Linked DNA regions of Mus musculus: all the other regions are linked to region 1. A link is a loop called in an ENCODE intact Hi-C map of the cell type or tissue named here. Cell type or tissue: gastrocnemius. All regions are shown on one strand.

What was found. Hi-C counts contacts between places; a loop is a spot of excess contacts. Peaks named below come from ENCODE experiments on the same cell type or tissue, not always from the same donor. Only the 100,000 strongest peaks of a DNase experiment are listed, where the experiment ranks them.
Region 2: it touches region 1 in a loop (8-fold over the local background); 36 of 42 quality-filtered maps call a loop at or near these places.
Region 3: it touches region 1 in a loop (2.9-fold over the local background); 5 of 42 quality-filtered maps call a loop at or near these places.

Annotation. Positions count from the first base shown.
Region 1 is chr16:29,556,551-29,564,550 of GRCm38, reverse strand. No RefSeq gene overlaps it. Among named protein-coding and RNA genes, the nearest start is that of Opa1, 19 kb to the left of the region's middle. In gastrocnemius, a CTCF peak has its summit at 3,497 (motif pointing right); DNase peaks (open chromatin) are centred at 3,495 and 3,909; H3K4me3 peaks cover 235 bases.
Region 2 is chr16:28,836,546-28,844,545 of GRCm38, reverse strand. All of the region lies in intron 1 of Mb21d2 (Mab-21 domain containing 2), which reads left to right. Among named protein-coding and RNA genes, the nearest start is that of Mb21d2, 89 kb to the left of the region's middle. In gastrocnemius, CTCF peaks have their summits at 4,308 (motif pointing left) and 6,326 (motif pointing left); DNase peaks (open chromatin) are centred at 3,816, 4,296, 4,692, 6,329 and 2 more places; H3K27ac peaks cover 252 bases.
Region 3 is chr16:29,014,388-29,022,387 of GRCm38, reverse strand. No RefSeq gene overlaps it. Among named protein-coding and RNA genes, the nearest start is that of Mb21d2, 89 kb to the right of the region's middle. In gastrocnemius, no CTCF peak of the experiment used is centred here; DNase peaks (open chromatin) are centred at 3,075 and 4,210.

The DNA of each region.
Region 1 (8,000 bases):
CACCACCTCAAGAGTGTTGTGCCAGCTCCCAGTTCTGAAACCTAAGTATCTATGGTATTTGCATCTAGAAAAGGAAAAATGAGTATTTCTCCAGTGGCTCATCTACATGCTTATACGTGTAGGAGAGGGTATTGATCTTGTTGTTGTTGTTGTTTGCAGTGCTGAAGAACGAACCTGGAAGAGTGGATGTGCTAAGTAACAGCTTCCACCGCTGAGCTGTGCAGTCAAGTCCTTCCAGAAATTCTAAAATAAACAGGTCTTTATATGTGTATGTTCAACAAACTAGAACCCTTAGTTCTTGGATTTCTTCCACACCTGGCTCACATTTTATTTCTTTTTGGGAACGCTGAGATTTGGACAGAAAGAACAAAGGAATAAATACTGAATGGATCTAGTATCACGGGTATAATTTTAGGTCTATATTTCTATATTATTATACTACTGTGAAATTATAATATTTACTAATAGATCTCATTATGTGATGATTTAATATATGTGGGTGCCACCTGGCATATGGTATAGACCTCATGACTGTAATAATTGAAACAGATGGGATATGCTGTTATAGCCAAGAAACCCTTCTCAGATCTTAGGGTCTTAATCCTAAGACAAGGGTATTTCCTCATTATTCTGATACACGATGGGAATCTTAAAAAGGCAGGAGACAGGGACACCATTGCTCCTAGCTACATATACCCTCTGAAACGCATGGCTTCCAAGAATACTTTTGTAATCATAGAGGACTGGCTGGTATGCTTTTTAAGAGGTAAGATAGAAATAACCTATTTAACGTATGTCTCATTTCTACTAATCAGTCTTATACAGCTACTGTAACTACAAGTAAGACTGATCACGTTAAAAAAAAAGATATTTGGTGAGACTGCTTGCCCCAATCTCTCTAAGCACCAGCTATACTAAGGATAAAAGAATTGCTACAATTCCCTAAAAAATAAGTCATTCCTTTTGGATGTATATCCCCATCAGAATTTCTGTTAGCCTTATCATGTTCATCAGTTCTTAACCGATGTTGACCTGTTCCTAAAACATCTTGAACTCTGCTTTTATGTCACTTTCTTTACTAGCCTGATTGTCCAGAAAAGCAAAGTCACTCAGACATAATATAAAAGTATCAAGATTAATGAGAGAGGGTGTATTAGGGTAACTGCCTCACTAGACTCTGGAAGAGGAGGAATCACAATGAGCCACTTGAGCTGGAGACCCCAGGGAGCCAGGGGTGCTGTTAAGGTTACGTATCAAACCACTAGAACAGGAGAGGACAATGTTGTTAATGCTGCTGCCTGAAAACCTGGAAAACGGGGCTGGTGCAGAGCTCCAAGTTCTGTTGTCTTAAGGCAGGAGGAAGATGGGAGGTTGGTTAAAGGGGAGAGAAGGAGTGAGGGAAGGAGGGAGAGGGGAAGGGGGAGGGGGAGAGGGAGGGGAAGGGGAAGGGGGAGAGGGAGGGGGAGAGGGTTCAGTAGAAGAAAATTTGCCTTTCTTCTCTCTCTTTGCTTTATTCCAGACCCTCAGGTGGTCATCTACATTTGATGAGGGGCTGCTGATACTATTACCAATTGTGAAAACACTCACCCACAATTCAGAAATGTTTACTAGTTATTGAGGCGCTTTCTCTCTCTCTCTCTCTCTCTCTCTCTCTCTCTCTCTCTCTCTCTCTCTCCCCTCTTCCCCCCTCTCTCCATTTCTCTGATTTTTCTTTATTTCAAAAGACATATTTATTTTTAGTTTTGTGTACGTATGTGTGTCTGGGTGGGTGTGCACATAAGTGTAGATGCTGGCAGAGGTCACGAGAGGGCATCAGATTCACCCACAGGTAGAGTTACAGGTGATTGTGAGCCATAGGCCATGGGTACTGGGAACTGGACTCTGGTCCTTTGGAAGAGCAGGAAGTGCTCTCAGCTCTTAAGCCATCTCTACAGCCCCTGAAGTTAATTCTTTTAGAATATGGGACCTGTTGTTCCTGGTCTCTACTGTGCTAACTTTGGTATGGATCTCAGACCTTTAAACATTTTCCACTTAATTTTAGAAAACCTAAAAGTGACAGAAAATCCTAGAGTGTATTTTTTCTTTAAAAAATAATTGTTGATGTGTGTGCACATGTATCATGTGAGCATGGGTGTGTGTGCATGCCCATGTGTATGTACATGCATGTGCATGCACAGCCCAGTAAGTGTGTGGGTGTAGAGCAACCCTGATCTCAGGTCAGTAGGATTTGAGACAAGCACATTTGCCCACTGAGCCGTTTCACTGTCCCGTTTCTTTATAGAGCTGTTATGTCTTCCTTTGGGCCCTCTGATGTAAAAGTCTCAAATGAAGCCTTTTAAATTATATCCTCTAGCACGACTGACGAGGGAGGGACAGTCCTGTATGCTATATCTGTGACCATAAAAGAGTGAATGTGTGGTATGTGGCAGCGACCATGCTCTCTCACAGCTGCTTTTAGTGATGTAACTCATCAGGATGCTTCCCTTCCAGATGATGGCTGAGAAGATAACTAAACAACAGCGCCTGGTACTGCAACAGCAACAGAGCTTCACTGTTTTCTGGGATTTTGTTGGTTTGTCCCTTTTTTCTTTTTAAACTTTTTACTGGTGTGTCGTCCTCAATGTTGTTCAAATTACTGAAGAACCTAGGAAGGTTGTTTCTGCTATTGATGGATAGTATGCTGCTATGGCTGGTCTTTTAAAAAAGATTTTATTTATTTTATGTACATGAGTACACTGTCTCTGTCTTCAGACACAGCAGAAGAAGGCCTCAGATTCTGTTATAGACAGTTGTAAGCCAACATGTGGATGCTGGGAATTGAACTCAGGATGCCTGGAAGAGCAGTCCGTGCTCTTAACCCCTGAGCCATCTCTCCAGCCTGGATGGTCTTTTATATAAATGTATACATATGCATACTACTTGAAGTTTTGGAAACTGTAGTTGTGCTGTCAACTCTGGAAAAAAGTATCCCTGTTTCAGGTCTTGAGCTAATATTGTACAGAAAGTAGCATCTACATAAGTCTAAACATTAAATGTAGTCTCCTCCCATTTTCACAAGATTGACCCTTTAAATATATAAGGTCATATCTATGTGGGTATGCATACAGAAACCAATAAAGTTTTCTGTAAATCATGAAGGAGAAGAAAACACAAATGTCATAGGACACACCTTTTCTGTTCCCATATTTTATGGAAATTTCAAGAGGTAGAAATTTTTTTTAAAAGACAGATACACAATCAACGTCAAGTTTGCTGACATTGTCAAATTGTTCTGTGGAGCCAGGGTACCTCACTGCCAAAATCCCTTTTGTGCATAGACGTGTGCCTAGTCTGGCTTCTTTAGAAACCACTCATGAAAATAAGGTTCCTGCATAGAACAAACTGCAGTGTGGTCCCAGCAGACCACAGGTTCCGAGTATATATTGAAAAAAAAAATTTTTTTTTTAAAGGAAGTCTATGGGAAGTTTAGTCACAAAATGTAGATGGAGCATTATGCCACTAGGGGGCGAAGTTATCTCAGTAAACCGTTGGCTAAAAAACCCGAGTCTTTAAGGCAAATCTAAACCTATGTGCTCACATTGGCACCAGTCTGGTTGTTTTAACGAGTTATACTGTAGTTACTGTAACGGTGCATCCTATCCATGAGGCATTTAGCTAAACTTGTTGTTTAATAATTAATAAGAATAGTTTTAGTCTTTCTAAAAAGAAGTGATAAAGATAGTTCAGAGTGTTCCTGTGGACTCCCAGTCTGTCCTGTTGCTATCTTATAGCACGGTCAGCACCAGTAACGAGCCAGTCCTGATAAGGTAATACTAACTAAACGCCTCTATCTGTTTGGCCTTTGAAAGCGAATGCCCGTCCAGCTGACCGCAGCACACTGCCTTGCTGTGCTTTTCCTTTGGCCCCAGGCAAACTGTAACATTTTCTCAGCTCCTCTGTGTTCCTGCCGATCTTGGTGACTTCGATTGGATACTTCACACACTAGCGTTCGGTTTGCATTTGCCTGACTTGCACAGCATTCTGGGATTTGGAGCACAGATCATCAAAGAACAAAGGGCTATTCTTTCTGACTTATCTGCATGACATAACAGTTTTGACTTCTAACCTTGATCGCTTCGCTGAGAAACTCTTGGCAGGCTTCTCCACCGACCTATATTTTATACTGTTTGGGAGAGAGTCACTATGTACAGATCACAGGAAGAAATAGAGTTGTGCTGTCCTTGAAGGGGCACCACCTGGCTTATCTGGAGCTCCTCTGGATGGATTTATCCACTCTCGTCACCTGTTTATGTGCAGTATTATTGACATCAGCATGGACTTATGGGCATATTTTATGCTTTGCTTTTTCAGCTGTGTCTGGCAAAGTTTCGTTCATTTTTAGTGCTAAGAGCTACCACAGCAGAGAGTTCCTACATGGCTGCCACTGTGCTAAGCAGTCTGTATATCATATATAACATCTCATTTCATTCATCAACTATTCCGAGGGGAGACATATCCTTTTGTGTAACCTTCCTAGTGCCGAAACCCTTTAACAAAGTTCCTCATGTTGGGGTGACTCTCAAAATCAATTTTTTTCCTTGCTACTACACAACTGCTTTTGCTACAGTTATGAAGCATAATGTAAATATCTGATATGCAGAATACACGCTATGCGATCCTTGAAGAAAGGTCATTTGATCCCCAGAGGGGTCGTGACCCACAGGTTGAGAACCCCTGCTGTAGTTCCAAGGAAAAAGCTTGCAGCTGATAGAGGTGAGCTGATTCCTTGGGCCATGCTGGTGCTAACTAACCAGGATACAAGCACTATCTAGCTTAAGTTCAAAGCCTGCACATCTCATGGTCTTTGTTAGAGACCAGGACGTGCAGCCAGTGTGAGTGGGGTTGGGGTGGAGGATGGTAAGATTTGCATAGCTGAAGACTGGTTGCTTGAGGCCTGGAACCCAACCCTTTCTCCTTGCACTTTCTTCACTAACAACTTATTAACTTACTATTTCCGTTTGTCAGATATAAACGGTTCCAAGATCAATAGAAATTGTATTGATATCTTGATAATGAGTTGATATATGATAAGAATTATGCTCCATACTCCATAAAGCATTGAAGTAATTTTGAGGGTGCATGTAATATGTGTTTATGTGTGTGTGTATAGGTGTGTGTTGTGTGTATATATGTGTGTGTAGTATGTGTGTATGTATGTGTGTTGTGTGTATGTGTGTGGTATACATGTATATATGTATATGTATGTGTGCTGTATTGTGTGGTGTATATGTGCATGTCATATAAGTATGTGGCATGTGTACATGTCTATATGTATATGAGTGTGTATATGTATATATGGTGTGTGTGTATATATGTGTGTGGTATGCGTATATGTGTTTGTAGGCATATGTGTGCCATAGCATGTATGTGGACATTGGAAGACAGCCTTTCAGGAGTTGGTTCTCCCCTTCTACCTTGTATCTGATCCAGGGTCTGTCTTATTTCTGACACTGCACTCTATTCTCCAGCCCAGCTGATCTGCACACTTCCTGCTGACCATCATGCTGGCATATGGAGATTACAGATGTACACTGTCACATTGGTCTTTTGCCTGAGATCTGGGATTCTAAATCAGGTCTCCAAGCTTGTGCAGCATGCACTTCTACCCAGGGGACCATGTACACCATATACACATATACACACACACCACAAACATATACATATACACATGTACACATGCCACACACATATACACACAACACACATGCATATATATATATATATATATATGCCACATACATATAACACACACACACACACACATATATCACATATACTCTCCCTCCACAAAGCAGTTTTTAATGTATTTTTCTAAATAAACTTATTATTATAGAACAATTTAAAGGTTAAGAAGAAATGTGAAGACAGTCTCTTACATTCATGCCATATATTTATCACAGTTGATTAAGATGATGTTGACATCTGGTTTTAAGTGAAGTCTGTGGTTTACTCAGATCTCATGAGGAGACCATGTTGCATTAAATTGTCATACATCCTTCGCCTGTTCCCAGCTCTGACATTTCTCAAACTTTCCTTGCTTTTGATGGCTTTGGCAGTTTGGAGGCTGATCTGGTCTCTTCCAGGGGACCTGAGCTGGGTTTCCAGCATCCAGATCAGGTAGCTCATAACTGCCTGGATCTGCAGATCCAGGGGACTTGACAGTCTCTTCTGGCTTCTAGGGACACCAGCCCACACATGTCATACAGACAAACACACATATGTGTAAAAAAAACTTTTAAAACACATTCTGTGTCATGATCCTTTCCTGCTCAGCTGGGAATGGTGGGCAATGGAGGCTAGACTCAAAAGCATTACGGCCCTTTTTTCTCGCTGCTTCTGGGGCGGGGAGACTTGATCACATGATCTCAATTGGAGAAAGGATTCATTTCGGCTCACAGTTTTGGAGACTACACCCTGGGGTGGGCTGGTCCCATTGCTGTGGGCTGTGATGATGCATAGCCTTGTGGTGGAAGGAGGAGAAGGTTGCTTATGCTATTGCAGCCAGAAAAAGAGGGAAAAGGAGAGGATACAGGGCAAGCAGGAACAAGACACACCCTTCAAAAGCATTGCTCCAGTGGCTCCCACTCTCCCACCTGGCTTCACCACCCCTAATAGCCCGTTTGGCTACGAACACATGAGCTAATCAACTCTCAGTTATGGCCTCCAACTGGACACTAAGGCTCCAACATACGTGCTTGTGGGGGACATTTCCTATCCAAACCATAATATTCTCATTTTCTGTAATGTACACACTTGAAGATGGGAGTGGTATGTAACCCTCCTTCAGGGTCAGCATTGCCCATATTATTTGGATTCTTCATTAGAAATTTATCTCTTCTCTATCATATGTTCACTTGCTGTATACTTTATCCCTAGGAGTGAGAACAAAGAACATCTATTTTCAACTTTGAATTACCATCCAGTATGACTCCATATATATATATAAACATATATGTGAACATATATATGTGTGTGTATATATGTGTGTGTATATATATATATATAAGTGTGTGTGTATATATATATGTATATATATATGTGTTCATGGCTCACAGTGCTCCAGCTTTGGCCTCCTGAAGCTCTTTCAGTTACTCCTGCACCCAGCTAGCACACAGCACTAAGGTTTTGGTACTTCACTGTGTGTATGAGGCTCCAGGTTCCTCTTTTACCTTTGCTTTTCTATCCCTAGAGACAACCATGTTCCTCAGTCTCCCTTATGGGAGAAAGGTGTGAGAAACACCTAGATGCTAAGTTCGGAAGTACACTTATGGGGCACATTGTGTACATTTTTAATTCCTGTACAAGACCTACCAGTTAGTTATGAGCCCTGTATGGTAGAGAGGCAGCCTATGCAGTTGGCCTTCTATGTCCCCTGGCTGGCTGTGGAATCTGGCCTCAAGCATAGGTGCCTACCCACCAATGTGACACTATGTGCAAAAATTCTAGCTGAAATGCAAGTGTGCTACCATTGCCACCTGAAGTTGGTGACAGGTTTTGTGTCTAGCTCATGTCTTACCTCCCCAAGAAAGAAGCAGCTTTTCTCCTGGAATCAATAGTTCTCTGAAGCTCTGTGGCAGTCGAGGCGTGACAGAGGAGGCATTCCAAGAGGTTCTGCTCAACTGAGGTTTCCACCACAGACCCAGGGGCTTACCTGGTACCACTCTACCCAGATTCACAAGATCATAGGTGGGGAGTCTGTTAGAAGAAACTGCCAGGCTGACCTCAAATAGAAGCAGGATCAACCAATCATATTTGGGGGTGCACAAGGATGAGCAGGAAAGAAAGAGTCAAAAGTCAATACAGTGATAAGAATTCTTGGAAAATGGTGTGTTGGTAGAAAAATGGCGGGTGGGCAGAGGATGTTACCTAAATTCCCACTTCTCAGGTGCAATATCAAAAAGCCCACAGTTTTTTGCAGCTTGATATTTCTTTCATAATTAGAATAAACTACATAACATTTC
Region 2 (8,000 bases), 720 kb after region 1:
CCATCTGACTTCTAACGCAAACCTAGGAGGATGCCTGCCATCTAAAGCTGTGAGGAGTGGGTCAGGTGCTCCGCATCTCTCCTTGAACTTTACCTTCAGCATCCGCTCTCACTCAGCTGGGCCCATGGGAGGCCTGCCTCTGGGCACTGTTTGGAAAATGTACTGCAGTGTTCTGGATTCAGAACTCTGTAGGTAAACTCCATAACCACTAAGCCTTTTCTTTTCTAAAATCCTTTCTTTAAATCTGTATTTAAAGATTTATCTATTTTATAGGTGTGAGTACACTGTAGCTGTCTTCAGACATACCAGAAGAGGGCATCAGATCCCATTAGAGATGGCTGTGAGCCACCAAGTGGTTGCTAGGATTTGAACTCAGTACCTCTGGGAAAGCCGTCAGTGCTCTTAACCTCTGAGCCATCTCACCAGCCCCAAGTCTGAGTTTCTTAAAGCTGGAGTCCAACATGAGACTTTGGTATTCACTATGTCAGATGGCCTGTAACATGCTTGAGCCATAGGAAGTACACAGAAGCTCCCCCACAACCCGCTTTCCCCCTTTTGTCTCCTCTCACAGGCCTTCTTCGGGAGCCTGGGGTGGGGCTCCCGCACTCTTCAAAGGAACTGCCCTATCCAGGACAACCCAAGCCACTCTGAGACCCTTCAACTTAGGTTAGTCTGTCCATCTCTAGATCCTAGTCTCTGGAAGCTACAGCTTCTAGTGGAGAGGTTTGGTCTCCACCACCAACTACTCCACAGGACACACAGGCAAGGGAATTTCCTCGAGGAGCCCTACAATCACTCAGTGAAAAAAGATGGCCTGCCTTCTGTCCCTGGCTGTGTAGAGTGTAGTCAGGGGCAATTTCCTAGAAAGGTGCAATTTGCTAGAAAGATGGGGTCAGGGTCATCATCCCAAATGGCTAGAACTTAGGACCAGAAAACTTAGTCATACTAAGAAATAAATATCAGTCCAACAGAGGCCTTTAAACCTATATTCAACCTTTAAAAACTGGTTGAAGGTTCAGGAGGCAGACACAGTTGAATCTCTGTAAGTTCAAGGCCAACCTGGTCAAAGCAGTGAGTTCCCAGCCCAGGCACAATTGCATACTATGGTCCTGTCTTTAGTACACAGACATACACATACAGACACACAGACACAGATAGACACACACACACACACACACACACACACACACACAGATAGAGACATATACAGGCACGCATGCACAATATCATACCCTAATGGTTGTAGGAAAAAAAGATTAAGAAGTTGATGTTGGAATTTGGTGACAAGGATAAAAGTCAGTAAAGCCACAGCGTGCAGTGGAGACTCAGTTCCTTGAGTGTCACTTGCAGTCTGGCTAGGGAGACCTTAGCCCTCTCTGGGGTGCTGTGTTCTGCTACGCTTGAGTGCATTTTGCTTACTGTTACTACTTAGTTTACAAAATATTAGCATTTCGAGAAAGCTATATATGAAAGAACAGTATTTGAAGTGTGTTACTGTAACTCTCCGGCTCACCAGCCCTATACACGCCAGCTCATGTATCAAGACAGGCTGTTCGTGGAACACAGTGACCCCCAACACTTAAGAACACAAGGGAACACGAAGCAGAAGTCTCCGTCCTGCTGAAATTCATGGTTTTGTATAAGTCACAGTGTGAGTCTCGTAAACTACCACCCTAAGCAGAATACTGTGCAGAGAGGAAAGGGGCGTGCCCGCGTGCAGCCGTGAACCGCTAGGAGGCAAACACTTTTAAGGCGGGTAGAGTTAGCATCCTTCCTGTAGGTAAGGACATGGGCCAAACACAAACTACAAACGAGAGTGCAGGGGTGGGGGCGCACTGGGAGGTTGGATATCCAAACCAGTGTTCGATTGGTGGAGGATTTTGGGGAATCCTTTCTGGGACAGAAGCTCACGGAGAACATAAGGGGCCATCTAAGACCAGCATTGAAGGGAGATTGGCCTAAACGTGGGCAGTCTTGGCTCCAAGGATGGGGCACTGCCAGAGAACTTGGTGCAGGCTGCCGAGGTGACTGCACGTGTCCTCAGGAAGCCCCTTTGATGGGAGGAGAGGCCAATTAGGAGGCCATGCTGTTATCCGTGGTGTGACGTGATGCCTGAGCTGGTTGTGACAGGGACACACAACAATGGGCTCTGTAGGGAAGACCCCGCACCAGGCAGTTAAGAGACAGGATGTCAAACATTTGACAACTGAATTGATGGCGCCCGACTCTGGGGTACCTGCCTAATGATGACAGATGTGGCGTGTTCAGCAGTAACCATCACTGCTGTGAAGCCAGCTGGATTTAAGTACTCAAGGAGCTTGTGAAGGAGTCAGGAGCTGGGCTCGCCTGATGCCCGTGACTGGTCCATGCTGTCGTATGGGAGAGAAGGCTAGTGGTCCTCAGGCCTCTGTTGGGCGCTCTCTTGAAGCAGGATGGAAGCGCCTTGTTCTTGGCCCCAGGTAAGAAGATGTACCGTTCCCTGCTCCAGTGCTGGTCTAAGGACCAGGGCATGATTTTAGATAGGAAATCAGGTGCAGCAGTTTTGCTAAGTAGAGTTAGCGGGCAGAACACAGCTAAGAACTCTCAGATCTTTATCAGTCTATTGAGGTCATGGGCCTCTTTTCTTCCCTCCATCTGTCCCCTCATTCCTTCCCTCCCACCCTCCTCTTTCCACTCCTCCTCCTCCTCCTTCTCCTCCTCCTCCTCCTCCTGCTCCTGCTCCTTCTCCTCCTCCTCCTCCTCCTGCTCCTCCTCCTCCTCCTCCTCTTCTTCTTCTTCTTCTTCCTCCCCCTCATCCTCCCCCTCCTCCCCCTCCCCCCCTCCTCCTCCTTCTGAGATAGGGCTGACTTCCTAAATAAGAGGATGTCCTTGAATCCCTCATGCCCCCTCCTACCCCCAGTGCTGAGAAGGAAGGACTATTTGAGCCGTTGCCCTGATTGTTTCTTCTTGCAGGGAGTCATCTCATTATTTTTGAGTCTTAATTTATCCCCTTCCTTCTTCGACCCTCATGCGACCTCATCTCTAGTTATTGTTCATCTGTACAGAAAGAGTCGAGGAGGGAACGGCTGGCCAAGCGTGCCCTTGTCATGGTGAATGGCTGAGAGGTTAGGATTACGGCCTAAGGGCTTTGTTCTTCTTCTGCTCTCTGTCAGCCACAGAGTTGATGCTAAACTCCGTGGTTGCGCTCGCTCTTCCCTGGTGCTTCCGAGTGTGTGTGGTCCTTGACTGGCAGCCTCGGCCACCTGGGAAATTACTGGAAATGCAAATTATCCAGGCCTGCCAAAGCAGATAGTTTAGGGGCAGGCCCAGCAAGTCAGATCTTAACAAGTTCGACAGCACCACCACTTGGCACAAGCCAGACGGGCTCATGCAACCCCCTAAGGGAAGGGAAGGGATTGAATAGAAAATAAATTAATATATTAAAAAAAATAAAACAAAACACCACATGTTCCACTAATGCTAAAAGTCGGTGTTGTTCATTGACCCGGCACGTTGTGAACAGATTTATGTTGTATAAAGCAAACTGTGTTTTTCCAGCACTTTCCAAGTTCCAGAAATGGCCCTTGGAGCTTTATATAGCTCTCATTAAGTCTCACGGGAGCCATGTACTATCTCCCCACCCCCTTTTTAAAGAAATGACGAAACTGAAGTTTCAGAAACCCCACAGGGCATAGGGAGAAGGCTCATTCCATAACGCGCCTTGCATGCACTGGCCCAAGTCCAGATCCCTTGCACCCACGTAGGAAGGGAGGTGTGACCGCACGTCTGTAACTCCAGCCTGAGACCTGGAGACAGTGTGTCCTGGGAGCCCACCAGTCAGCTGATCAGTTAAGTCCAAGGGCTACCGGAGACCCCGTCTCAATATACTGAAGAGGACGCCTGGTAGGCCAGACTCTGGCCTGTGCTGGCGCCTGCACGTACGAAGCATCCAGATAACTTTTCCAAATGTTGCAGAGCCCATAAATTGTGAGGCTCGTGTGTATCCTGAATTTATAACGTTCGGATCACACTATCTCCGTTATCTGTTTGGGCATTTTCCCTGTGTCTCTTTTCATCCGGATACCACGGAATTTTATCAGTGAATCAGTGACGTGTGACATCCTGTTAAGTAGGGTTACTGCAAACTGTGTGCAGGTATCAGGGATTAGACAGTGTGAAGCACAGTATCCTGACCCATCTTCAAAGCATATCAGTAAAAGCAGGTATGAATTATACAAAAATTATGTCAAACCTCCAGGCTTTTTAAAGCCACTCTTGCGGTGGAGACTGTACAACTGTAAGGAAAAGTTAGGGAAGTGCGCCCTCCAGTGGAGAGTAAGGAAAATACGCTCTCACACCAAGAACTGTAGTGGGGTTTGTCTCCCTAGCTGGTTTTCTTCAAGACTGAAAATTTCAAGACTTGAGTTTTTCATCTCAAAGTTCGAAGCTGTTACTTTTATCACAAAATGTGGGTCTGTGTCATCTTGTCACTATCTTGGGTGTTGGATTTCTGCATCACAATCAGACCACACTGGGGGTTCTGTCCATCTGTAATCATTTACCTGCCTAACTGTAGAATCTGATCTGAATAGGCTCTTGAAAGGTGTGCAGTGTGAATGTTCCTGCCGGTGTTTAATCCCTTGGGTCAAAATTCAGCTCCGCGGCTGCCGATACCTTTGGAATTGTATACCTGTGTGGCTCTAGACAGTTCAGACTGTGGCATCTTTGGTTTCAAGGCTATCACCGCAGGCCATTCCTGTGCTGCCAGTCCACACACTTGATACTTCTTGGCCCACCCACAGGGTGGAATGTTTAGTCAGTTCTCTCCCTGAGGACTCTCAGCGCAAGCGCACTGTCCACGTATAAGATGGATTTGCCCCCTCTCTGGTGAATGAAGGAGATACAAGTGTGAACAAATAACCATCGGAGAAATCTTAGCAAAAACCATGTTTTGTTTTGTTTTGTTTTGTTTTTTTGTCTTTAAAATGAATACCTGGGAAGTTAGGGATAAGAATGTGTTTCCAGTTGGGACGAATAAGTTCTGTTTTTCCTCATGTGTCCAAGAGTCTCGCCAAAGTTGTGCCTTTGGTAAGTCTCAAAGTAGCTACTCTTCAGACTTTAGCATTTCCTGGTAGTAAACCCAGGCTGGATGCAGTTAAATGTGGATTTAAAATTGGGGGAGAAATTTCAGTGTTGACAGTTTGAAATACACATCTCCTTGAAGGTTGGTTCAGTCCTTTGAGGTGAGACATAGAGACCCAAAAGAATCAAAATCAATCAATCTCTCTCTCTCTCTCTTTCACACACACACAAACACACATGCTCGCATGCATGCATGCACGCGTACACACACACACTCAGCTTAAAAGCTCCATGTAGAGTAAAAGAGCTCTAGGTTGAAAATCAGAGACCCTGGGTTTCCGTTCCCAGCACTTCTGGCTTTGGGCTCTGGCTTTCTAATCTGTGCCACAGCAGTTGTATTAATAACACTGGGAGCCGGATTTGGCTCCACTAATCTGACTCATTCATTCTTTGTAGTCGAACACGCTCATAGCTTAAACTTCATTCCCCAGAGTCCAGGATCTGCAGCTTGCTGCTGATTCAGATGACAGGAGTGTCAAAGGGGCTGCAGGTATGGGCTCCTCTCTCAGGAGCCACCAAGTTGATTGTTGGTGTCTAGCTGGAACAGTGACCACAGCTCTTCATCCTCTGGGAAGCACCGGGGCAGAGGAGCTAGCCTCAAATATTGCTTTCCCATGTAAGCAGCAAGAGGGTGACCTTCAAGGTGGCCTCTGCTGTCATGGGGCAGATGCTGATTTGAGACATTGCAGTGTTTTCTTCAGGCTACTACCCACCTGCACCTCGAACCTGCACAGGTGCACCTCCATAGAGGTTGTGTTCTTGTAGTTTAGTTTTCTTTGATGTCAGCATCTTCAAGTGCAGTAATAAAGTATGTTTTGTTCGTGATATTAAGAGTTAATTTCAGGTAGCTGATTATGTCTTGAAGATACTTCTGTCCTTTATTATCAGTAAGAATGCTGGTAGCTTTTCCAGTGACTGCTTTCCTTGGGAGCTTTGTCTGACCACCCTCTCTCCTGCCTTAGCTTAAAGATGTGTGTTTGCTTGTACTAGAGAACTTTTCTCCTCTGGTGTTGCTCTGGCAGAGTGACGAATTAGGAGCCATCTAGATGATCCGAGGTGGATGGTAGACGGGTTGAGGGCGAGGTTTTAATGTGTCTCACAGAGGTCTCTTCCTCTACTAAGCATCCAAATGCCTACAGCTGCTAGGATTTGATGACTTCGGAGCCTTGCTTTACAGAGTTAGGAATGATGGAGCACGGATGCCCTCTGTTGGCAGTTACTGGGATTTTGACCTTAGCTCGCACGGTAACCATCCCATCAGGGTTGCAAATGATGCTTTGGACAGTCCCAGAGTGGTAGTTTTATCACAGAACAAGACGTGGTACCGCCCTCCCCCCACCCCCGCCTTTAGACTGTTTCATAATTGCTCCATTATCAGGCTTTTTCGTCTGTCTTTGCTTGGGCATATGGGCTAGACACAATTTCTTAGGAAGTCTCAAAATGACAGTATGACACTATCAGATTGACACTGCCGTGCTAAGCATCTTACCCACCCGTCTCATCCTCTGTGAAGAGAGCGTGTCCCAGGATATGTGGTCTATTTGTTTACTCACTTTATATCTGTCCAACTTCCATTGTTGGGTGATACACAAGTTATTGGACACAAGGGGACCAACAGGTAATTGCATAATTAGTAACTAGTGGACAGAAAGATGGAATGTGCATTTGGGATTCGTTCTATACATTTCAGAGGGATAGGGATGGTCTGATCCAAAGTAGAAGCTACCTCCTTACACACACACACACACACACACACACACACACACACACACACTCACACTCACACTGCAAGCCTTACCTTCTCCTGTTCAGTTCATATTTAGGAATGGCCTGTACTGAAGGCAGACACGAGATGCACACCTAAGTAGGACACGGACTCATCATGGCTCTGAAAAGAGATTCAGGAAAGGCAAAAGTATCTGTGGACTGGCCAGCAGAATTAGGTAAGCAACAAGGCAGTGACTGATCAGACAAGATGCAGATTGTAAACACCCTTGCTGATGTGAGAGCCCAGTGACCTTTGGGGCAGTTGTGCATAGATCTTGTTTTATAAGGCATACAGCGGGGACACATTATACATAGAACCGGATATCACAAGTAGGCCATTATAGTGCTGACCTGTATGACTCTTGCCATGGTCAATTGGGCCTCCGAGCTGGGTAAGTTCATCGCTAAGAACGTGGCAGGGAGCAGCTGAGCCCTTCAGTCAGAGGAGGGAGCAAAGTGGGCAGAGGTCAGTGTAAGCTGAGGAGGGCTGACTCTCTGGGCAGCTACGGGAACCCATCCTGGCTTCACAGCTGCGGCCTTTGCCTAGATTCTGCTTTCTCTCCCATGTGGGTAAGGACTATGCTCGGGGCTCCCTTCTGAACTTTGTGGTTGTGGATGGAGCAGTGGGTGGCTCTTGGAGGTAGGAAGCTGTCCTGCTGCCGGAATTGCCTGTCCTAGCTCTAGATGAACTGCGGAGCAGACTGGGGACGCAGTAGGCCATCAAGAGCGCCCCTCTCCCAAGCTCACACACACTCAGTACTGTGTCCTATCTTCACACATCAGGAAGAAGTAAAATCAAGTCTATAATAAAAGACAATAGCTTTTTGTTGTTGTTTAGATCTAGAACACTGTATATGGTATTGCATGGGGCCATTATCCATTATATGTCTTGAAGTGTCTGTGGGTGATATTACATGGCATTTGGTTACACTTTAACATATTGTAGCATACAAATGAGATAGTGAGTGATAATTGGCAAGTATGATTCTCACAACATTTTCCACCGTTGCATAGTTTCAGAGATGCCCACAGTAAACTGACATTAAGACAAGTTCTTTAGCCAATGGTAGTTTTAAATTTCTTTAGAGGACTCCCTTCCCCTAACCCCAGAC
Region 3 (8,000 bases), 540 kb after region 1:
TATAAACCAGAGAGGTTATGTGCCTGTGAGCTTTACATGATGAGACTTCAGGGCAATAAAGGAAAAGGGGATCAAACTGCAGTCAGGACTCGGTTTTATCATCTCAGGAGCGTAGAGAAGAAACAGTGAGCCAGTGGATGGTAAGAATCAGTGTGTTGCATTTCTAGCAGTATTTTGAGAAAGCCCGTGTTAGGTTCAGAGATGCTCATATGAATAAAAGCACCAAAGTGGATGATGAGCAGAGCAAGCAACTCTCTGAACCAAACAGGAGTTGCTGCTCCACAGCAACTCAGGCTATGTTCCGAGTTAGCTTCATGAGAATGTTTTTGCTATTGTCCTTTTCATATAATCGACAACATCCAATCCTCCATAGGCAGAACTCCTAAGTTACCATACTCCTCCCTCCAGGGCTAGGGGACCACCTGCAGAGAAGGAGGCAGAAAGACTTATGAGCCTGACTGACATCAGAAAGGACGGGAGCAGACACTGCCTTCTGAATATGACAGGACTGCTGCCCTCGAGAACACAGGCGCTGTGGTTGCCTACACAAGACATATACAAACTTGAACCAGTCAGCATTCCAGCATGGAGAGGGAAGGGCACAGAAGAACTGCCTTAGTTAGTTGAGTTTTATTACTGTGAAGAGGCATCACGATCAAAACAACTATTATAAAGGCAAACATTTAATTGGGGCTGGCTTACAGTATCAGAGGTTCAGTTCAGGAAGCATGGCAGTGTGCAGGCAGACATGGTGCTAGAGGAGAATAGAGTTCTGGTTGTACATCTTGGTCCACAGGCAGAAAAAGTGGACTATCTTCCACCGGCATCCAGGAAGGGGCTCTGATTCCACGCTGGGCAGAGCTTGAGCATAGGAGACCTCAAAGCCCACATACACAGTGACACACTTTCTCTAACTAGGCCACACCTACTCTAATAAGGCCACACCTCCTAAGAGTGTAACTCCCTGTAGCCAAGCATTGAAACACATGAAGCTATGGAAGCCAAAACTATTCAGACTACCACAAGAAGCCCAGCCTTACTATGGAGCTACAGACAGTTAATGGTTTCTCAAGAATAGTGAGTCAGGTTCATCTGAGGGTATCGGTCCTTGTAGGCCAACCAGACTTTGATGGATGGTCCCACACCCAGAAGAATATAAACAACAAAAACTAGAGTTGATAAGTTATCGAATTATAAAAAAGGAAGACAGGAAGTTGGCAGAGTGTTACTGAGGTAAGAGTGGATCGGGAAGCAGCGAGGGGAAGTAATTGTGGGTGAATTTGATCAAAATATGTTATATAAAATTCTCAAAGAAGTAATAAAATATTTTGAAAAATTCAGTTATTAATGATCCTTTTGAACTTTAAAATCCCTTCTAAAAGGACACTCTAGCCCATCATAAGTTGAGCGATTGTCAAATATGCTAATAGAGAATATTAGATGAGAAACTTTACTTCTCTGCTTCAAAGCCTTTCAAATGTACTCAACTGTGATCCAAAGTGTTCTCCAATAAAAATCTCATATAAAGATCTTGTGAAGAGTTGTTTCATAATGTATATTTGCATATGTATATATATACACATATATGAGACATATACATTATACACACATACAATATAATATAACATATATAATGAGTTTTATAAGGTACATACATACTTTGTAACAAAAGGCATGTGTCTAATGTATCTCCCTGTCCTTTCTCCACAGCCCCGAAACATTTCTGTCAAGTTGGCTGCATTTATAGGGAGGAGGTTCTTAAGAGCCTCAAGGGCAGCACATTACAGCAGAAGCTGCAAAACTCCTGCCAGATGTGTCTCATTAGCATCCTACCTCCCATCCCCATCTTAAGGTCCTCTGTGAATTCCATGATCAAAGCCCTAATAGCCCCTGGAGCAAAGGTAGCAATATACTTGACACTTAGTGACTAATACATCATTCCTTCAATAACAAAAGCAAGTTTTTCCCCATACACACACCTGCCAGAGTAATATATAATACAGAGAGCTGGCCACCTTAGCCTGTATTTCAGTGTCAGCTTGGGAAACTTTCCTGGAAGAATATATCTTTAAAGGAACCAAAGAGCTAATTGACACAGGTCTGAATATGATATATGTGATCAGTCCTAAATTGAGGAATTATGTGGGCAGGCTGACATAAGACTTCATGGGCATGTAGAACCAATATGACTCAGGTCAGACATTTTCCCTGTGTTGAGCATCCAGCCCAGGATTCACACATGGTAGGCAAGTGCTTTTCCACTGCACTCCACTCTCACTCAAAGACAAATTTCACCCCTTTATAGTAAGAACATTCTGCACAGACTTAGCTACACAGTGAACCTAAGTTCAGCTGGTTGTCTATTGATGCCTATTCTTGTTTGTGGTGGAGACAGCTCAGAGAATAAAAGAGATTTGGAACACCTGGCGATGCCGTTAGGGTGGTCTGATATGATAGCCCATTAAAGTGGACTAACGTCATAGTGGACTTATGATGACATCATAGTGAGCTAATGATGACCAAGAGACATGGATTGGAGGAAAGATTGAGCTTGAACTTGATGTCTATGTACACCTATATAAATCTTTGACAAAACGAGGAATCACTATGACCTTCATTTACCTCAACTGTGAAATGACGAGAATGGAACCTATGTGTTTCATGAGGTTATGGGAAAGCTCAAATGTGGTCACTGTAGAAATTGAGAGGGCAGATCTCTTGGGTTCAGACTCTATCTTAAAGAACCTGACCTAAGCTTGAACTCCAGTTAAATAACAAGCTGACACCTAGCACCAGTTTCCAGGTTACTCCCCCCAAAATCTGTGCCTCCTGGTTACAAGCCTGCCCCTGACACTTCACTTCTTAACAACCACCAATTAGGAAGAAAGCTGAAATTAAGTTTACGGTTTGGCTCCCAGCACCAGCAAATTGTGTTAAAGGAAAATAAAATTCCAAAATGCGACCCCCCCACCACCAGATGTGTGCCAGGCTAGATATCCCCTTCTTGCGTCTCTAAATACCTATTTGAAATTAGACTCTCAGCTATACCTTCCTGTCCTGCTGTGTTAGGGTTGGCGAGGAGCCCAGGCTCCAGCTTGAATAAAAGACCCTAGTACAACTGCATCGGAGTTGGCTTCTCAGTGGTCTTTTGAGGTTCATGAATGGGCACAATAGAAATGGAAAGTATATTGAAGAGTACACACATATATTTACAATGACTTCCATTCCACTATCAGCGTCATTTTTTTGGTTGCTGATGAAATACTAGAATATCTCAAACCTCACTTAGTGCCATACTTCTGGTATATTTTTTATTCATTTTGAAAAAATAGGGTCTCACCGTGTGGCCAGGCTTGCCTGGAAATCCTGGGCTAAGCAATCCTCCTGCCTCAGCCTTTGAAAGGTAAGAATTACAGGCACAGTCGTGTGCCACTCCACGTGGCTCTCTGAGTCTTTAGAAACTTTAATTTGTATGAGACCCAGATGGTTTCATTAATGCGATTCTGATTCAGCAGGCTTAGAATGGCAGCCACGGGTCTGTGCTGCTACTTCTGCTGGTAATAACAATATTGGCTAGGCTGGGGAGGACACTTTTTATCACAGGACTCAATACAACTTAAGCCCTTAAAAATGATGAATATAGAAAATGGTTGCTTAGATGACTCTGAGAGTAGGGAGCTGAAGTAGTTATGTTATTTATTTTGCACATAAAACAAGTTTTTACCTTGCATTGATTACATTTAAGGGCACAAGAGTCTATGGCATGGGCTCCTTTACCATAAACAATACGTGCAGTCAAGGAATATTGATGACCATCTTCTTCTTCAGAGATTTTTTTTTTATGCCAAAACACTCAGCTACCCTTTAGAGAAAATCCAATTTGGCAAATTGTTCCTGGCACTCCTGAGAAATCACTCCCAGGAAGGAAGAGTTCTGACTAGACAACCTGAGAGGCCTCCACCTTCCATGTTGGCCAGGACTCACAGTCTCTCAGAAGCCATGCTCACTGCAAAATTCATCTTTGTCAAGAATAGCAAATCACATGCTGTACAGTATCACAGTCTCATTATGGGATGTCATCTCACTGCACAAATACATTATTTTCCCCAGATTTACCGACACTGCTGCCCACGTCACCGCCAACATCTGATGGATGGGCTCTATCAGAGTGGATTTAGGTGTGTGATTTACACATGGCAGGCCCCTGAGAGCCGTGGACCACAGCCAGTGCCAGAAGCACAGTGGAGAGGATTTCTCCTTCATGGTCCCTTAAGCACAAAACCCAGTAGATGGAAAACACTGTGACATCTGCTGTAAGAGAAAAGAAATAAGACTAACTACAATACCCTTTCTGCAGTACACTTCTTATTTGTTAGAATTTAGGCACCCAGAATGGGGACTTTGAATTCACCCAAGACCCTACTGGTTGAGTCCACAAGATCACCTAGTGCTAAATTCCATTTTACAGAATGATGCCCCTTACCCAGGCATTGTTCTGTATGTGAGAAGAGAGACTATTCCTGTAGTGTGTTAGAATTTGCATGGGGAACAAATAATTTTACAGAGAAAAGAAATAAGAGAATTACATGTGCCTTCTCGCTCGTGCCCATTTAATCTTCCTAGAAGGCAATAATTAACTCTCTGGGAGAAACTGAGCAAAAGTCTCATAATAGGGGCTAGAGCTATGGCTCAGCAATTGAGAACACTTGTTACTCTGGCAGAGGCCCCTGATTCACTCCCCAGCATCCACACAGTAACACCTGTAACACCAGTTCCAGGGGATGGGATGCCCTCTTTCAGCCTCTGCAGGTGTACATGGTGCGCATACATATATGCAGACTAAGTACCATGCACACGGAATAAGGAATAAATAGTGACTCTTTGAAAAAACAGAAACTATCACAATGGAGAACTTTAATTTTTAAAGGATCTCAGAGAGTCTTGAATTTTATGTTCAGCGCTCCATTCTTTTCTCTATATTCTGGTTGCCCAATCTCTGCTTGAGTCCTTGGAGAAACTGGGAAGGTCATAATCTCCAGAAAACTCAGTCCAGTTACTTCTTGAAGACTTGAGCTATGAAGGAATAGCACCATAAACTCATATATTCTTCTAATTTAATTGCATCTGCTTATCAGAGAGACGGCAACAACAAACATGAAATGTAAGCAAGAGAAAAATAGCTGTGACATCCCAAATAATGCTGACGGCTCTGTCCATCATCCAGCCATGCGTACTCACTCCAGAATAAATAAAATCTGTTCCCTCTGTTGGCTGAGTTCCCAGGTGGCTTTTACCATAAATACCAATGGCTACATTGACCATGTTAGAACTAGTTAATGTGATTTTTTTTTATTTCACCCAGAACCTAAAACATGAGCTGACTGCTTTCTAAATCCACTAGAGAATAAAAATTAGTTTCAATCTTGGAGAAAATTTGACTGTATTAGACATTGAGAGGTTGGCTTCAACATGGCATTACCCTAGAGAGTCGTCAAGAAGGTGCTGGCACAGCAGGTGAGGTAATGTACTACTCTTGCTTAGGACCCAAGTTTGGCTCCCAGCACCTGTCCCAGCACAATCCAACGTAACTCCAGCTCCATAGCATCTGAACCCTTTTTTGAACTCCAGTGGCAACTGCACTCACATGTGTCCACACACATACATAAACCAACACAAATATACAGAAGTGAAGACTTAAACATTGCTTTGAAGAAAGAATTATTGAGGGAAGTTTGGGCTATAGGTAAGTCATGTAGCACATCAAACTAAATGTTGAATCAGCATTTTGTACCTTATTCTCATACATGTGTGGACATCATTTCAGGGTGTCTTATGTTACTCTCTCAGCTTCTCTTTGTGAAAGGAGAATAACAAATTGCCTATACCTTGAAATCTGCCTTTATGGGCTTCCCATGAGACAGCAGGAGGGTGTGTAATGAAAGCCTGCTTGACCTTATGACCTGACCCAGAAGAGAGATCCTCCTCTGGTCCCTGAGATGGAGGTAAGAGGAACAGGTGTGAGCTGGTCAGGTCACGGAGGCAAGCAGAGGCTTTCAGTCTGGGAGCAGGATCAGGGTGTACTCTTACCTATCAGCGAATGCATAAATTATGTTCCAAATCGTATTGCTATGGCCAACAATAATTGTTAATTATTTGTATAACAATAATATGTTGTATTAGTTATTAATAGTCATGTATGGTTTTGTTAGGTTAGGCAAACACATTTTGAAGTACTTGTCTATTGACATTAAAATATGCCACAAACTTATTCAACATAATCTTATTAATTCATAGTTCTAGAAGACAGGCTATAGGCTAAAATGAAGGAATCTTCTGGGTTGTATTTCTTCAGGAGGTTTTAGTTGAGAACCATTTCATACATTCCCTTCTAGAACTCTCTTCCTTCCTTAGCTCACGACCTCCTCTCAGTAAGGAGAGCAGCACTTCAACCTCTCGTTCTGTATTCACATTTTTCTTTGACTCTGGCTCTCCTGGCTCGTTCTGGGGTATAAGAAAAATTCTTATGAGTACACTGGGTCCATAGGATAATCCAGGATAATTCTCTATCCCAAAGTTCCTTAACCATGCCTCAAAGTCCCTTTTGCTACATAAGATAACACAGTCACCAGATTGGGAATTGGAATTTGGAATTCTTTGATGGTTGTGGCAGTTAGGAGCCTAGAAAGTTAAAGTAGACATAGCATCACATTTTCTAGTGGGAATGCATTTCCAGAGTACTGAGATCCATCATGGCTCAGACTCTCCTCACATTCTTACCTACATGATTAGGGGTAAGCCATTTCCAAGGTTTTACCCAGATAAAAAGTAGTATCTGTTGTGAAACATGATAGGGCAAGGGGGAAATCTTTGGTGACCTACCCAATGTGTATCCCTGAGAAATTATACCATACAACAAATCTAGTGTAAAAGAAGTTTGTTGGGGATTAGGGAGAGGAGTGAAGACCTGAGGAAAGGATAGAGACAGATAAGTAGACATGTAGACAGGCAGACAGACAGGGATCCAGGAGAGAGCCATGAGGGCAGAGAGAGGGGGCGAGGGTGGAGTGGGGGATCATACAGAGAACAGAGGGAGGGAAAACTGAGAACAGAGAGCATTAGGGCAGTGGGCAGGTCCTTTTCTTTGTCACATATATCTTAGAACCCCTGGAAGTGGCCTCAGGTCATGGCAATGGCAGCTGCTAGGTCCTTGAGAGCAGGCCAATGGAATTGCCCCTATGCTATCAGGACCTAGAGCACCTGACCTACAGTGATACCCTGGCCCAGAAGCCAGCGTGTATTTGCACAACCCTGCAGGTGAGCATATCTTTAAATATCAAACCCTGGTGTCTTGCAGACCGCATGTTAAGCCCAGCTAGGTGTTAAGCCCAGTACCACATCTCCATACCTTGGTATACATATGTGTAATATATGAGAATTTGTCCTCTTTTGCTACATATTTTTTGTTTGTCTTCTTTTTGTAAAAATTAAGCAAATTAGGGTGCATGGAGGCATTTCTGCAGAGCACAGGACCTCACATGCACTGATGATAGCAGAGATTTGTGAAGCATGAGAAGGGTGCCTGCTTTTCACACAGTTAATAGAATGCTAGATCATATAAATACAAGCATTAAGGTATGTGTTTATAGAGATGCACCCAGTGTGTATTGCTTAAGACAGGACTCTCAACCTTGGCTGCATGGTGGAATCACCAGGGGAGATTTACAAAGCATCTCTGCCCAGACTCAGTCTCAGAAAGCTCAGATTAATCGCTGTGGGGTACAGCCCCAGCTCTGGGATTTTTAAAACTCCCCAGCTACCTCTAATGTGCAGCTAGGGTTGAGAATCACTCATTAATGACACTTTAGGCGCCTCAGAAATGTGTTTTGAATTGATTTGCATTTTATAAAGAGGAAGAAAACTCACTTTGCTGTTGGCAGAACGTTTTGTAGAGCCAATGTGACAAGCAGAATTGACAAAACCCTACTCTGATCCTACAGAAA